2 separate regions of the Homo sapiens genome follow, and region 1 is linked to region 2. Evidence: chromatin loops called from intact Hi-C (ENCODE). Cell type or tissue: endothelial cell of umbilical vein. All regions are shown on one strand. Links, peaks and the distances in the headings refer to the core of each region. The heading gives the core; the rest is flanking DNA. Region 1 overlaps FAM89A (family with sequence similarity 89 member A). Region 2 has its middle 55 kb from the start of TRIM67.

Region 1 (8,336 bases), core at 265-8,264, 78 kb before region 2:
TTTTAAAATTTCTTTAAGTTTTATCCTTGAAGACAACTTCAGTGGTTAATTATAAAAGTTGTGTACTTCGTCCTAAATTAAATTGATAAAAAGATTTAAAAATGTGTTTTGTTTCTACTATTCAGAAACTGCAAACTAGGGAAAGGTTGGTATGAAAAAATGTCTTTCCTTTTTTCAATGTACATAGTTCAACTCTTTCTTTGTTACATTTAAACTACATCCATGGATATCAGTCTGCTTTGGACTCCTCTGCTAGTGTTAAAGATGGAAATAAAACCATTAATTTGAACCAAAAAAAAAAAAAGATGCATGGGTACGCGCATGTAGAAAAGCACACAGAAAGTGTCAGAGGATTTACAGATTTTATAATTACCGAAATGACTCGTTTACCTAGCAATAAGATTTTCCACATAAGATAGTATGGCTTTCACAAAAGGAAGCTGAGGCCTGGTAAAAAGTGATCATCTTGTAAATAGATTGGGTGTTAAATTCCAGGTTTACTCTTCATACCCTCCAACTTTTCTAAATTGCCAAGTGAACACTGGCTGTCTCTCTACTATGGCCTGAATAGACCATAAAAATCAGAACTATGTTTTATTACATTGCATGCACACACACACACACACACACACACACACATTTAGAGATGGAGTCTTGCTTTGTCACCCAGGCAGGAGTGTGGTGGTATGATCATAGCTCACTGCCACCTCAAGCTCCTGGGCTCAAGGGATCCTCCTGCCTCAACCTCCCATGCTGCTGGGACTACAGGTGCATACCACCATGCCTGGCTAATTTTTTAAAGAAATTCTTTGTAGAGATGGGGCCTTGCCATCTTGCCCAGGCTGGTCTCAAACTCCTGGGCTCAAGTGATTTGCCTTGGCCTCCCAAAGTGCTGGTATTACAGGTGTGAGCCACTGTGCCCAGCCTACAGAGCATCTTTTGCTAAGACACTCAAGAAGACTTCCAGATAGAGAGGTGGGTTCTGTTGCTACCACAACTACTCTTTTTTTTTTTTTTTTTTTTTTTTTTGAGACAGAGTCTTGCTCTGTTGCCCAGGCTGGAGTGTAGTGGTGTAATCTCGGCTCACTGCAAGCTCTGCCTCCTGGGTTCACCCCATTCTCCTGCCTCAGCCTCCCGAGTAGCTGGGACTACAGGCGCTCGCCACTACGTCCGGCTAATTTTTTGTATTTTTAGTAGAGACGGGGTTTCACCGTGTTAGCCAGGATGGTCTTGATCTTCTGACCTTGTGATCCACCCGCCTCGGCCTCCCAGAGTGCTGGGATTACAGGCGTGAGCCACCGTGCCCGGCCACCACAACTACCCTTGACACCAGAATTTCTAAACTTTCTTAGGAAGAGACCTCAGCTGCAGGTCGGGAGCGTGGTCTCCAGGCCCAGCTTTGCCGTCCTCTGTGGCTTGGTTGAGGTCCCGACCCTCTGCCAGCCTATAAAATGGGGGATTTGGGCTCGCTCATCTATGGTTAGCTCAAACACTTTGTGACCCTATATAAACTGTTGCTTCTCTGTCCTAAATGAACTGCAAGCGAAAGACAGACAGTTTCCAGTACTGTACTCAGGAGCAAACTTTATTCAATGGCATCTCAAAAGCATACCTTGAATAGGCAAGCAATGGGCAACTTAAGAGATGCCCAGGCCACCACACCCTAAGGCAGACACCACTGCTTGCTCTTTTTCTTGATTAGAGTTCGAAAGGATGTGTGTCTGTCAAGAGGGAGGGAAACAGCATATCTGGCATTTGTGTTTTAAAAATTATCCATAGTTTGGGAATTTTCTATTAAAAAAAGGAGAGACAGGGAAAGAAAGAAGGAAGAAAGGAAGGAAGGGAGAGAAGGAGGGAAAGAAAAGTCAGTCAGTTTAGGAATTTTCTATTGAAAAAATAAATAAATAATACAAAAAGTACCCAGATGATGCTGATGCTCAGTTCCAGCAAAGAACCAGTGATCTTGACACAAATATCTTTCTGATTTTCCTGGGCCACTTATATTTATTATCCTGTAAGCCTGGAATTTCAGGCCAGCCAAGCAGAAGAGCACAGAATTAAAAGTGCAGGCTCTGGAACCTGCCTACCTCCCTGCCTGGGTTCAGATCTTGGCTCCGCCACTCACCAGCTGAGAAACTGTGGATAAATTGCTCAGCTCCTAAAAAAAAAAAAAAAAAATCAATAGCCTCTATTCTCATTGTTAGTATTTCCATGGTTTCTTTTCCACTCTGCTAGTGGGCAGACTCACCTCAGGAAGGAGCAGCAGGTACAGCCAGGCTCTGAAAACAGAAGCGCCCCATCCCACTGTGTTCCTCCCGCTCCTCTCCCAATCCAGCACTGAGGTGGTACATGAGAAGGAACCAGATGGTCACCTTCGCTCAGAAGACAGCCAGCATAGTCAGGCAGGGTGACAACGTGCCAGTGACACTGCCTCATGAGGAAGGGAAACTCTCAAATAGGAAAAGACTTGGGATATCTTACCTCAAACCCCAAAAGGAGGACCTTCCAAACCACTGCACTCCTCTCCAAACCAATACGATTATTTTATACAAAGTCAAAGCCTCCCAGCCTGGAGGCCCCACAGAGCCCTTGATGCTGGGTGTGACAGCTGAGCATCCAAACAGATCTAATTTAACTCTCTCCTAACTACTACCCTTTAATCTGAAGGTCATTTACTTTCCACCACCCCATGCCCTAAAACAAAAACCAAACCTGTGTTCTTCTCTCCAAGCTAAATATCTCAGGCCCTTCCCCTATTTTCATTATGACCTCTCGTCCACTAACACCCGTGGCCTTTCCTCTAGACTTACTCCTGTTTTCCAGGATTCCTCTGCAGAATTGCATCTGGATGCCATCAACATGCCCCCAGGAGTCTGACTCGGCCAGCTCTGACGTCCCTATCTTTGCTAGGATTTCATAAAAGAAATAATAACTTTAATCGAGAAAGCCACACTCTCTCGGGGTCACATAGTATGTGCTCAAAAACCATGGAAGAAGATCATCTGGAATCCTAGATCTACTCTCCTGCTGAGTCCCTCTGACACCAGTAGGGTGGGTAAACCCAAGACTCGATTTCTTACCCCAGGAATGAATAATGGAAAAACACCTAAGTAGCAGTGGGCACCCTGGTATCAGAGCAGGTCTGCTTTTCTCCTTCCTGGGATGGTTTGAGGTCGGCCCAGGTAAACACAGGAGCCTGAACGCTTCTAGGTTTCAAAGGCTCTGACTCCCCATGACCCCATTCCAGCCAGACACGTGGCTCCAGGCTTTTCTCCTGACAGTGCCATTTCCAAGGTATTCCCAGGCCCACCGAGGTGATGCACCCGGCAGGGAGTCGAAAGCAAAGAGGATCTCTCCCTGGACACTTCTGCACTGTAGCACCCAGATGACTCACAAAGCTGCCTTGTCGTCAGGTGGAACACTGGCCTAGAAAGGAATCCTGACCGCCTAGGAATACAGCGCAGCCCCGCACACACCTATTACACAACCCGACACATGGCAAAAGTTCAGACGGATTTAACAAGGATTAGACGCACACACATACATATGCACACGCACACACACGCCTACACACCTCCCAGCCTCTCAATGCCACTGTCTTCAGGCACCAGACTAAACTTCCTGATTTACCAGAAATCCTCTAAATCAGCTCGGAGGACATAAGGTAAGTCACTGCACAGTAAACCAGACTTCCTAGCCCGGGCCCCTCTTCCTCAGCTGTGGCTGTTTAAACAGCGACACTTAACATTTTCTAGAGGGAGGTGGAAGATCCGTAGGCAGCACTCCACCATCTGGTCTGACTGTTCTTCAGGCTTACGCCCTTGACTCCCAACCTGCACAGCCCCGACTGTCCCCCATGACACCCTCATCCCCACTGCATCTGTGAATGCTCCTCGACCACCCGCCCTGTACCTGATTCCCTCCACTCTTCAGACTGTGATTGGTTCAGCCAGTGTTCATCCTTTGCCCTCGGCGTCTCCACCTGTCTTAGGACATTTACTACTCTCTATATTATCGGTGTGCACACAGGTCTTCTCTCTCCTGACACAGGACAAGCTCCATGAAGGCAAACACCATTTCCCTTTTGGATCTCTCAGCACCCAGCCCAGAAACTCAGAGCAGACAGGCAGATATTTGGTGAATCAGTGAAAACGCCTGGCTGCAGAGATCTCACCCTCCCAGAGAACACGTAGCCGCAGAAGTGGCCTGGCAGTGGGGTGGTGCTGGCACCCACAGACCCTCTGGCTGCATCCCTCGGGCAGTCACAGAGGTGCAGACTGAACGGGCAGCCGCCGAGTGCCCTGTACACAAGGTGTCCCTGTGGGAAGCATCAGACCACTGAGTCCCCGCGTGCCTCCCATCACATCAAGGGCCAAAGACACCCAACCAAGTTTCCTCCAGGAGCGCTCTTTAGAGGGCAGATCTGGTGGTCAGTCTCTCTACACTGAAGGTATGTGGGTCTTGGATGCAGGAAGGGGAGAGAGCAACCATCCAAAAGGACTTGATTGCAAGACATGGTTAAGTCACCATGAACAAGAACTTCTCACCCTTCCAGAAAAAGAGTGGCTGGGGAGCCGCCGAGCAAGCCACTCTCCGAGCAGAAGCAGCCTGGATCTCAACGGTGTGTTCTCGCATGCCCTTGGAGGACGGCTGGTCTCCACATTCACAGCTGGATTCAGAAAATACAGCTCTCTTTTGAAAGCACACGTTTTGAAAATGCAGACAGGCTCATTTAAGAAAAACATGGAATGCTCAAACCCTGCAATTTGTGGTCCCTTATTCTCCACTTTAAATTCAAGAACAATCAGCAGCTTCCATGGCCGTAAACTGCGAGCGCAGGTCCTTCCGCTCTCTGCTCAGGCTTCCTGCTTCCTTCCTGATCATTCACTCCTCTTCTCCCATGCCCAGAGCTCCCCTCCACCCCTCCCGCAACACACACAGGTGGCCCCGAGAGCCACAGCATTCCCAACAATGGGGCCAAACAAGCCCAAACCACCCTTGAAACTGCTTCCTTTCACTTGGGATTTTCAAAACAGTAGGCTCCACATACAAATACACTCCAGACAGGGCGGTGGCTCCCAGCTGGGTGTTAAGTCACTGAAAGTCTCTGAGTATCTCTGGAGGCTGCATGGGGGAGAGAGTTCTTCCTAACTTAAAGCAAGGACAATAGAAATATGACCACTAGGAAACAAGGCTTAAAAGATGAGAGGAACCTTTAAAAGGAAATTTGTGTTGATTTAAACCAAAACATCATGAAAAATGTTAAGATTTTTTTAGAAATTAAAAAACTGCCATTTGCAGATTACAGGCTCACGCCTGTAATCCCAGCACTTTGGGAGGCTGAGGCAGGAGGATCTGCTTGAGCCCAGGAGTTCCAGGCCAGCCTGGGCAAGATGACGAGACCCTCATTTCTACAAAAATATTTTAAAAATTGGCTGGGTGTGGTGGTACGTGCCTGTGGTCCCAGCTACTTGGGAGGCTGAGGTGGGAGGTTCACTTGAGCCCAGGAGGTTGAGGCTGCAGTGCGCTGTGATCGCACCACTGCACTCCAATCTGGGCAACAGAGCAAGACCCTGTCTCAAAAAAAAGAAAAAAAAAAAGAATGACAAAGGCCCTTGCCTAAGGCCATCTAGTCAGTGGCAGAGTGGGGAGGTGACCAGATCTGCAGGACTCTGAAATGGGTGCTTTGACAATCACCCTGCACTGCCTGTACAGGGAAGATGAAGAGAGAGGCCCCAGTCTCAGCAGTGGTATAGCAACCTGCTTGGATCACAGGCCATTTTTATTCCTGGCTTTTCTGAATTTTCTAAGTTTTCTATTGTGAAAATGTATTAACAATGAGAAAACTTTCACAGTTATCTTTTAAAAACACAATGAATGAGTAAGTATATACAGATGGCTCACAAATTTATTTTAAAGACTTGGTAAATGCCCCAAATCTAATCACAGTGTCTAGTTTATATCCACAGGCCTGGACTGTAATTGAAGAAAGCAGAGATCCAATCGATTATAACCTGATTTCTGATAAAAGATATGTTGACTGAAGGATGCTGCCCTGCATAGTGTTTAGAAAAAGCCGAAGAGAGACTTCATCAGTGTTGATGCAGTTGGAGACGGGCTATGAGCCCAGCTACCCAAGCTTGACAGAAACACCCTTGAAGGACTCTCAGCTCCCTGGTGGGTTCCAGCTCTGTGCTCACTAAACGGCTTCTGATGACCTGGTCTCCTATGTAGCCTTCTCCTCCCATGGGCGGAAACATATTCGTGTCATCTGGTCAGCTTCATCTCCTGTTAATATTTTAGACCTGCCAAGCTGAGGACTAGACTCTAAAGCGCCATCAGGATTCAGAGACAGAAGATAAACCGGGTTGCATGACTGTGCCCCCAGATTAACCCCCATTAAACCCAAAGCACATCCCACCTCTATACTTTCCAGGAAACTCCTCTACCAGGTAAAGCTGTTTGAATTGGATTTTCTGCTAACTTACAAGTGAGGGCATCCACACTGACACAGAGACTGTTCTGCAATTTAACAATTCTCAGAAGGACATTCTTGTTTATCTCTAACCTAAACTAACATTCATACAAACTAAGCCCATTTCCTCTTGTTCTGTCCTGGATATAGATGAAGAAAAGCAATTGACCATTTTCTTTAAGAAATGTCTTTGTACATTCTTTTATTTTTTTTCTGATTATAAAAATAAACACTCTAATTGTATTATAAATTCAAATGGTTCGTAATCATACAAACCAGTTCTCCTTAATTCCCTGTTATAAAATAGCAGACTTCAAATGTTTTGGTCTCCAAACACTCTAAAAAATTATTGAAGGTCCCAAAGAGCTTTGGTTTATGTGGGTTATACCTATCAATATTTACATTACTAGAAATTAAAACTGAGAAAATTTAAAAGTCACCAACCAGGTGAGGTGACTTACACCTGTAATTCCAGCACTGTGGGAGGACAAGACAGGTGGAGCACTTGAGCCTGAGAGTTCGAGACCAGCCTGGACAACATGGCAAAACTCTATCTCCACAAAAAATATAAAAATCAGCTGGGTGTGGTGGCATTTGCCTGTGGCCCCAGCTACTTGGGTGGCTGAGGTGGGAGGATCACCTGACCCTGGGAGGCAGAGACCACAGTGAGCCAAGATCTTGCCATTGCACTCCAGCCTGGGCAACAGAGTGAGACTCTGTCTCAATAATAATAATAATAATAATAATAAACCTATTACATGCTAACACAAATAACATTTTCATAAATCTTTTTAAATATCTGGCTTATCTGGTTCTGCATTTGGTCCTTTGTGACGTGCTGTTTTGGTTGAAGTAAATGAAGAAAATCTGGCCTCATACAGCTGTATAACTGGGAAATGAAGGAGTATTTCAATAGCCTTTTCAGACAATTGTGGATATTCCTCTTTGCTACCGCCCTTTAGTTGACTGCTGTTTAGTGTGGAATTTGGAACTATACCAATGAAATGTTCACACTCTATTACATTAAAACCCATCAGTCTTGCACTTTGAATGGATCTTTTAATATCAAGCACAGTCATATGAAAAAAGTGGAAAATTGATTCAATAAATTATGCAGGATCTTCCAAATGTTGGTACATTTTCTTATATAATAACCAAAAAGTCACATTTGTCAATATCACCATCATATAATTATGGACCCTCTGAAAGAATCTCAGGGGCCCCTAGAGGTCCCCAGACCACACTTTGAAACTGTGGTTCTTCAGATATCCACTTGTAGTAGTTTAGCATATATTCCTCAAAGCACTATGCACACTCATATTGTTTTTTCTCTACTGTTACCACATACACAAAGTTAGGTAAGTACTGTTTTGTAACTTTACACTGTGAACATCTTTCTATATACATATATAGTTACCATATTCTTTTCAACAATTGTACAGTATTCTATCACTATTATAAAAAATCCTGCAATACACATCCATGTATAAGTGCCATTATCCACTTGTGTGGATGCTTCTGTAAGGTACACTTGTGAATATGAAATTGTGGGGGACAAGGAGGACAAGGAGAGAAGAATGCCCAAGGCGCCTTTCCAATCCTCCCCAACCCCGGGCCTCAAGTCCAAAGCAATGGGAAAATGTAATGGGAAGAAAGACGTTTACCAATAAAGTGATTCAATTTGGACTACTTTTCATCACAAAATAATTTTATGTCTGTATTGGTATAAGAAAGAGTCAATAATTGGCTTTAGCTGTATGAAGATTTAACAGTCATACTGCAAACATTTTACATCCCTTTTGTGACCTAACTTAAACATATTTTAAAATTATATTGCAATTCTGCTTTGCTATTTAATAGA
Region 2 (8,336 bases), core at 250-8,249:
ATTTTGGTGAAGAACATCATCTAGCAGCTTTTTATGAAAGAGTGTATAAAACTTAAATTTTTGAGACCTTATAATACTTGAAGATGTCTTTATTCTATCTACATGTAAACTATAGAGTATGGAATTCCAGTTTTGAGATAATTTCCCAGCATCCTGAAGGCACCACTCCATTGTCTTTGATCTTCTGGGGCTACTGTTGGGCAGTCTAGTGCCACTGTCTTTCACGTCATAGGCATTCCTGAGGTGTCTAATAATTCTCAATTGATTATTCCTATTTAAAAGTGAGATTCTAAAATCTTTGTTTGGAAGCTTCATGTGAATGGATGAGAACTTTTGACTTTTTCGTTTCCCTGTAGGGTGATCAGGTCGGAAATTCTTTGTTGGAAAACTCCCAAAGGCCATTCATGCTGGTTCTTTTCTCTTGGGCTCATTCATTTCCCTAGAGAAAAATCCTCCAACCTCCTGCCTATTAACATTCCATGCACAAGATAGGTGGAAAACTGGAGATAGGGTGTCACCATTCAGTACTTGGACATTTACATACACACTCATGTTCAGTTGCACCTGGTGCCCCACATTCAGAAGGAGACTCAACCTCCAGTTTTCTGCTGGGGCAGGGTAGAGGCAATTGCTTAGCTGTGGAGAAGAGGGGATCCTGAAATATAACTACCCCTTGTAATAATTTCAATGGATCCTCCTATTTTTGTCCCCACCTCCTACCCCTGTTTTTAGAGGTACCTGGAACCTCCAATCCCGGTGCCTTTTTGGAGCTGTAGTTAGAATTGGTTTGCTTCTTCTTGGCTTCCTTGCCCATTCCCACTGCCCGCTCTTGTGGTCTCAGGTTCTGCTCTGACTACTGAGTCAAGTGCCATTGGTCTATCTGCTCTCCAGCTTCCAAAATGACGTCCACATCACTCATTTGAGATCTTTTCTCTCATATTGTGGAATTATACTTGTTTCTTTCTTTCTGCAATTTTAGTAGGCAGTATGAGGGGGAAGAAAGACAAATATGTATGTTCAACTTACCATGCTTAACCAGAAGTCTTTTCATAGGTTTCTATGCCATCGTTGTTGTGGTGGTGGTGGTTGTTTTTGAGACAGGGCTGTCTCTGTCACCCTAACTGGAGTGCAATGGGATGATCACGGCTCACTGCAACCTCTGCCTCCCAGGCTCAAACGATCCTCCAATCTCAGCCTTCTGAGTAGCTGGGACTACAGGCATGCACCACCACACCTGGCTAATTTTTGTGGTTTTGTAGAGACAGGGTCTTACCATGTTGCCTTAAACTCCTGGACTCAAGTGATCTGCCCACTTCAGCCTCCCAAAGTGCTGAGATTACAGGCATGAGCCACTGCTCCCAGCCTGTATGCTGTTTTTTAATTCATTTTTTGGTAACTTACCAATTTATGTTCTTCCTCCACTGATAAGATTATTCTTCTTTCTTTACTAATATTTAGGAGCTCTGTACATATAAAGGTATGATTATTTTAAATATATTGTTTTCATTTCAATGATTTTTTAAAGCATGTTCTGATTTTCTGGTGGACCAGAGTACTGGCAAGAATTTTTATTGCCTGCATTTGCATTTGTGAAGTTTGTGAACTAAAGCCTAAATGATATCATGGCACACTCTATAAATGAATAGTTTATAACATCTTGAATAAAGTGGCAGAAGAATTGAATCAGCCATAGCATATGATAATATAAATATGCAGAATTCTAAAGATCCTATTCTCTGGAAGGCAGTACCATTTTCATATTTGAAAGTGGTTGCATGGAGTGTTCTGTATCTGTATGCACCAAATAAAACAGTCTATTAGCAGGGAAGAATGCCTTTCTTCCCACTTCCAGTAATAATCGAATTAGATAATAGTGAATGTATATTTAAATAATGCTGCAATGCTAATGTTATCCTCCAATGACTAAAACAGCTTTATAGAATTATTATTTGAAGATTGCTTCTTGGTAAAATTTTAATTATCAGTTCTAATTTTCCAGGAGTTATAAAATAAAAGTTTAAAGTTTTTTATATTGTTTTATACAATGCCCTTATATAAACAACCTTTCTTGGCTTTAGGTTTTTAAAAATCAAATGCAGAAACAGATGAAATACCAAAACAGTTCTAAGAGGACATCTTTCCACTATGAAACCTGACATCAGTAACTGCACACAACTAACAGTACCTGTCACATTACATTCCAGTTGTTCATATCAATTTTATTAGTTTTGTAGTTTGGGGGTATTTAACTTTTAGATTTGTGTATTAGTCAGGGATCTCTAGAGAAACAGAACCAATAGGGCATGCGCACGCGCACGTGTGTGTGTGTGTGTGTGTGTGTAGAGAAAGAAAGAGATTTATTTTAAGAAATTGGCTCACACTAGCTGGGCACAGTGGCTCACACCTATAAACCCAGCACTTTGGGAGGCTGAGGCTGGAGGGAGGATCGCTTGACCCCAGGAGTTCAAGACCAGCCTGGGCAACATAGCGAGACCCTTAAGTCTGTTTTTTTTAAAAATTGTTATATATTAAAAAAAAAAGAAAGAAAGAAATTGGCTCACATGATTATGGAGGTTGCAAGTCCAAAATCTCCAGGGCAGGCCAACAAGCTGGAGACCCAGGGGAGAGCTGTTTTACAGTTCAAATCCAAATGCCCTCTCCTGACAGAATTCCTTCTTGCTGGGGAGAGAGCAGTCTTTTTCTATTAAGGCCTTCAACGGATTGGACGAGGCCCACCTGTATTGTGGAGGGTATCTGCCTTACTCAAAGTCCACTGACTCAAATGCATTAATTTCATCTAAAAGGAAACCTTCATAGCAACATTTAAAACAATGTTTGCCCAAATATCTGGGTACCATGGCCTAGCTAAGTTGACACATAAAATTAAACATCACAATTTGTTTTGGTTTTAAGGTTGTATAAGAGCCACAAGGATCAGGATTTCAAATCTTGCCTTAAATACATATTTTTGAAGTGTTTTTAATAAAAACACTTTAACAGCATCGGGGCAGTGGCGGGGGTGGGGAGTGGGGTCTGTACTTTTTTTCTTTTAAAAGCATCTGAACTGTCCTCAGGCTGAAGAGCAGTCTTCCAGAACTGAAAACTTGCTAAAGATTTTCCCCCTGGCCAGGCGCAGTGGCTCAAGCCTGTAATCCCAGCACTTTGGGAGGCCGAGACGGGCGGATCACGAGGTCAGGAGATCGAGACCATCCTGGCTAACATGGTGAAATCCCGTCTCTACTAAAAATACAAAAAATTAGCCGGGCGTGGTGGCGGGCGCCTATAGTCCCAGCTACTCCGGAGACTGAGGCAGGAGAATGGCGTGAACCCGGGAGGCGGAGCTTGCAGTGAGCCGAGATCGTGCCACTGCACTCCAGTCTGGGCGACAGAGCAAGAGTCCATCTCAAAAAAAAAAAAAAAAAGATTTTCCCCCCAAAAAACTTAAAAGCAATCTTCCTTCAAAGATGAATCCTGCCTCTGCCCATAACACAGAGAGGGAACTTGCTGGCAGCTGCATCCAGGCCCTGGGCTTCAGGGTTTTAGAAGTGTGGCTCTGCTTATCTACACAGTATATGATCTGCTTTTTTCTCTTAACATTTGGAATAAGGCTCTATGTCTTCCTTCTTAAAAGATGTTTTCCTTATTGGTTTGATTTCTATGAAATTGATTTCAGTGAAACATAATAAAGTTATTTACAATGATCACTGGAAATAACAGCTACAATATGGCCTGGAAAAGAATATTGTGAACCAGCATTAAGATATGTTGAGGGTAATGGTGTATTATGAAGTTCATATGTATTTAGCAAAAGATTTTATATAAAAGGATCCTTTTACTTCTCTATCCTCAATTCCTGAGTAAAAAACACATCCCATGAATGTCATCTCATGCAGAAAAGAGAACTGTACTAATAGTTTCATTAGAACAGAAAAATCATCCGAATAAAAATATCAGATGATTCATTAAGCAAACCCCTACCCACTGCCTTAAAACCCTAGGCTTGCTGTCATTTAGATTTCCTGTCAGGAACGCCATATTTCAGCTATAAATAGAACATGGCAGCAGATAGAGCAGCTTTTTAATGAGGTCATTCCAGAGTCTGCATGATTTATTTTCTTTGAGTCTTTGCCATTTTTTGCTTCAGATGTGGCCCCTTTGTGATGATGATGCAACGTGACAGAATCATACCAGACTTCCAGAGCACTACCCTTGCCGCCCAAGTGCCCGCTCTCCCTCCTCCTTCCTCTCCCTCTCTGTCCTCCTTTGCACACTTGCTTTTTAAAGCCTCTTGTAAAGGGGCAGCAGTCAGAGGCTTCTGTCATATGTTTAGAGACCACCGATTGGGTCTCACTTTTGATCACTCTCCCATCAGACACTAAATGTCCCAGCTGGAGCTTGGCTCATGTCTGGCTCTCCTAAGGTTGTTTACCTTCTTTCCTGAACTTTATGATTGATGATAGGGGTGTGAGGGGTGTGGAATAATGGAGACAGACATAAGACTAATAAATTAAAAGCAATTGAGTGAGCTGAGAGTTTTCCCATCTTCCTTATTAAACCTGACTCTATAATAGCTCCTAAAAGAATAACAGAAATGGAAAACACCGTCTCTAGTCAATACCCTTTCACTCAATGTGATTTTCCAGATGCTGGGAAGGGCCCTCCAACCCCAGTTCCCCACTCTCCTTCCCCTGTCACCAGTGCATGATTATACTTACCTAGGGACAAAAGCCTTTGTTCCCAGTGGTGACAGTTTTGGTGGCTCTGGAGGCTTTAGCGTTCCCTGATTCTAGCAACACCCTGAAAGACACACCAACAGTCCTTCCAAATCTCCATGTGATCTAAGTTAGAGCTCGGAGGAAGCACAGCTTCACAAGGCCCATCCTCCCCAGCGGCCTTCCCAGGCCCTCCAGCCAGCCCACACTCTGCCTTCATCCCAGGGTTGCTTGGCTCCTACTGGGGGTCTATGGGCGGGAGTACCACAGCTGCATTACCGAGCACATTCCTGCCTCCTGGTCTAGAGGCAGGCTGAAAAAGGCTGGCTGTTGGTTTCACAACACATTTAGCAGAAGCACCTGACCTGACCTGAGCCCTCCTGGTGGAAAACCCAACCGGGTCTCCTGTGAGGTGTTTCGGTCTGGACTTGTCGGCTGAGGGACAGCTGCGTCCATCAGTGTCCCTTTCCCGGCTGGGAACTACTTGAGGGTTCCCAGGACTGTGCTTCTTTGTCTTTGTATCTCCAGTGCCTAGCACAGGAGGGGCACGTAATAAGTGCCCTTTAAATATTTGCTGAGTTTAATTGAATCTTTATCTGAACACTTAGGAAAAAAGCAAGTGACACCACATGGAACTATCCTTCAGGACGGGGCACTCACTCACTCATGGAATCAGTCCTTCATTTAATTAACATGTATCGAGGGCCAACTAAGCCTAGGTTTCCGGCTTTCTGCTTTGCCTCAGGAAAGTAAAAGTGAGTAATAGGCAATCTCTGTGCTTGTTTAGTTCATAGCCAAGAAGGGAAGACAGCTAATAAGGCAGGATTTTAGTACAGTGTGATAAGAGTGCTGATAAAGGTGCATAAGTCACAAGAGCACGAAGCCAGGCATCTAACCTCGTTGTCTGGAAGGGACGTTGAGGCAGAGAGAACAGTGGAACGTTGGCATGGAGATGTGGGAGACATGAAGTTTTGTGCAAACATCTCAGTGAGGCTCCAGTGTGGCCATCACAGGGAGATGATCATGGGAGAGACACAGAAGGAAGCAAGACCGGAGCAGTTAATGAGGCCCGAGCAAGGGGACCTTGCCTACATGCTAAGGAGGCTGGGCTCTGTCCCAGAGCACCGCAGGAGGTGATTAAGCTGGAGAGCGACAGGATCAGATTTGCATTCACTGTAAAGCCAGGTGCAGTGGCTTACACCTGTAATCCCAGCACTTTGGAAGGCTGAGGTGGGAGGCTCGCTTGAGGCCAGGAGTTCAAGACCAGTCTGGGCAACATAAGGAGACCTCATCTCTGCAACAACAAGAAAGAAAGATCACTTTAAACACTAAAGACATTACTGCTTGTACATAGAGGATGGCTGAACATAATTACCGTGAGGTAGAGAGTTTTCTCCATGGGGTCCTAGCTTTAAGCTCTGGACAATTGACTGAAGGAGACAGCCCTTAGGAGAGAAAATAAAAGCTGAAAGTGACCTGAGTTTTACTACAATTGGTTATGTTACTCTATGACTCCACACAGCTCCTGTCTACTTCCACCAAAATGGCACCACCTTCCTGTTCCTAGGGATTCCCCCTAAGACAGAGGGTGGCAATGTTACTTCCTTCCATTCCGTTAGAGGCCTTGGGTTCATGAAGTGTGGTCCCCCTCCCTGCAACTTCCTGGGGAGGGCCTTTCTGAGGCAATTAGAAAATGAGAAATTCCCTTCCTCTCCATTCAGTGCCAGAAGAGGAGTGGGAGATTACAGGACTAATGGTCATGAACAGCATGAAGAGGAGACAGACATGTTCCAGGGAGTGATGGGGGTGTCTGCAGAGCATTCAGAGGCCGAACTCTCTGTTGTTCCAGGAAAATTAAGGTGGGAATCAGGGTATGTTTTGCCAACTGCAGCAGAGATCTTCCACTCCAGATAGGGTTCCCATTTGTGTCATCTGTGGCGTGTCGCACCACCCTAATTCAAATATTATGACAAGGTAGCAACCAGACGCGTTGAAGGACTGTGAGGAAACAGGCAGTGTTAGAGTACTTCCTGCATAAGAAATGATATTTTCATTTTTAAAATCTACATTCCCCTCTTGGCAGTGGCCCAGCGATGCAGACAAGGGCTGTAACAATGGCTAATGTGCAGCTCTTAGTGTACCTGCTAACTACAGGTCAGGGCACTTTTACATCCATATCACAAATCTTGATGTTTCAGTAGCCAGTTACACACTAGCAGGCAATGCTTCCCCCCCACCCCCCCAAGGGAATAAACTCCCCTGGAATACTATGTGAGGAGTCCTTGGCATGCCGATAGGGGTCAGCTGCTCCTGATGCAAGAGGGGGCGGCTTAGACCTGCCCAGTGGCCATCAGAGCTGCCACTGGGGTTGAGCCTCCAGTGTCTGCTAATCTCAGCTTCATGAGCAGCAGGGCCACTTCTACTAGGTGGGGCCTGAAGTCTGTGGTCAGTCTGGGGAACTCAGGAGGGCATCTGCCACTGTCACAGCGTTGCCGTGTGGACCCTGCGGGTCTTGGTGCGGACCCCTGTCAGTTTGCCAAGGCAACAACCATCCCATATTTGAGAAGTGGTTTCTTCTCTGTGCCACTCTCTGTACTGGAGTTCCCTATTCCCAGCAAATTGATCTGCTTCCCAAGGTAGTAAGATTCTTCAGATTCACTCAAGAGCCATTTCCCAAGGTGACCCCACAGCCCAGGGGTGGGTGGCTTGGATGGGCCCTAGTACTAAGTTCTAGTTCTGTGCTTAGAGCTGACTTCCTGATCCTCTGACTAGTTGAGGACCCTCTGTTTCATTTTCCAAGCCACCTAGGACCTTGCTTGTTTTATTACAAAGACGCCCCCTAGAGTTTGGATCCTGGTTCTGATTTTTTATTTTTTATTTTTTGGTCACCCTTTTCTTTTATGCTGAGCCACCTTTCAGGAACTCCAGTGCCCTTTTCTGCTCCTTGGCCTGAGTCAAGACCTTGCCCAGGCCATGAAATATATTTTTACAGTCTGACAACTCAATGGGGGGACTTCTGCTTCTGGGAAGATACTTTCCCCTATTCTTCCCACTGAGTGCAGCTCAAAACCATGGACTTTATATATACAGTAAACATAAGAAGGCTCTGAAAGGTAGAAAGAAGAAGGCAGACGGGCCAGGGACCTTGGGCCCCAAGTGTCATAGGCCGAATTGTGTCCCTCCAAAATTCATATGCTAACATTTTCATCCCCAGTGATTGCATTTGAGGATAAAGTCTTTAAAGAGGTAAGGAAAATGAGGTCATTTAGAGTGGGCCCTGTCATGCCGGACCCCTACTGACTTCAGTAGAGTTGGTGCCATGTTTGAGAGGCTGAAGAAGAGACCTGGAGCCAGTGCATGAGACATAGGGTTTATTGAGGGGACTTACATACAGGGTGGCCCAGTGGTGATGGGCTGCACAGGAAAACTGCAACCACCTGTCAAAAGCATGTGGTTTACATAGCATTTTCACTTAGCACCCTCCCCTGGCAACCTCCATCTGGCAACCTTCATTCAACCCATGATGAAGCCTGCATTCCATGGGATGGGTCAAGGGTTCCAATGCTCCTCATAGATAAGGAATGAATCTCCAGGTTGGCCACTCCAAGTTATTGCTGTCAGGTA

What was found. A loop is a pair of places that touch in the nucleus more often than their neighbours do. Peaks named below come from ENCODE experiments on the same cell type or tissue, not always from the same donor. Only the 100,000 strongest peaks of a DNase experiment are listed, where the experiment ranks them.
Region 1: it touches region 2 in a loop (2.3-fold over the local background); 6 of 110 quality-filtered maps call a loop at or near these places.

What each region holds. Positions count from the first base shown.
Region 1 is chr1:231,023,912-231,032,247 of GRCh38, forward strand. All of the region lies in intron 1 of FAM89A (family with sequence similarity 89 member A), which reads right to left. It also overlaps the pseudogene LOC644006. Among named protein-coding and RNA genes, the nearest start is that of MIR1182, 8.2 kb to the left of the region's middle. In endothelial cell of umbilical vein, for the core only: no CTCF peak of the experiment used is centred there; a DNase peak (open chromatin) is centred at 4,900; H3K27ac peaks cover 1,172 bases.
Region 2 is chr1:231,102,399-231,110,734 of GRCh38, forward strand. No RefSeq gene overlaps it. Among named protein-coding and RNA genes, the nearest start is that of TRIM67, 55 kb to the right of the region's middle. In endothelial cell of umbilical vein, for the core only: no CTCF peak of the experiment used is centred there; DNase peaks (open chromatin) are centred at 4,083 and 6,763; H3K27me3 peaks cover 357 bases.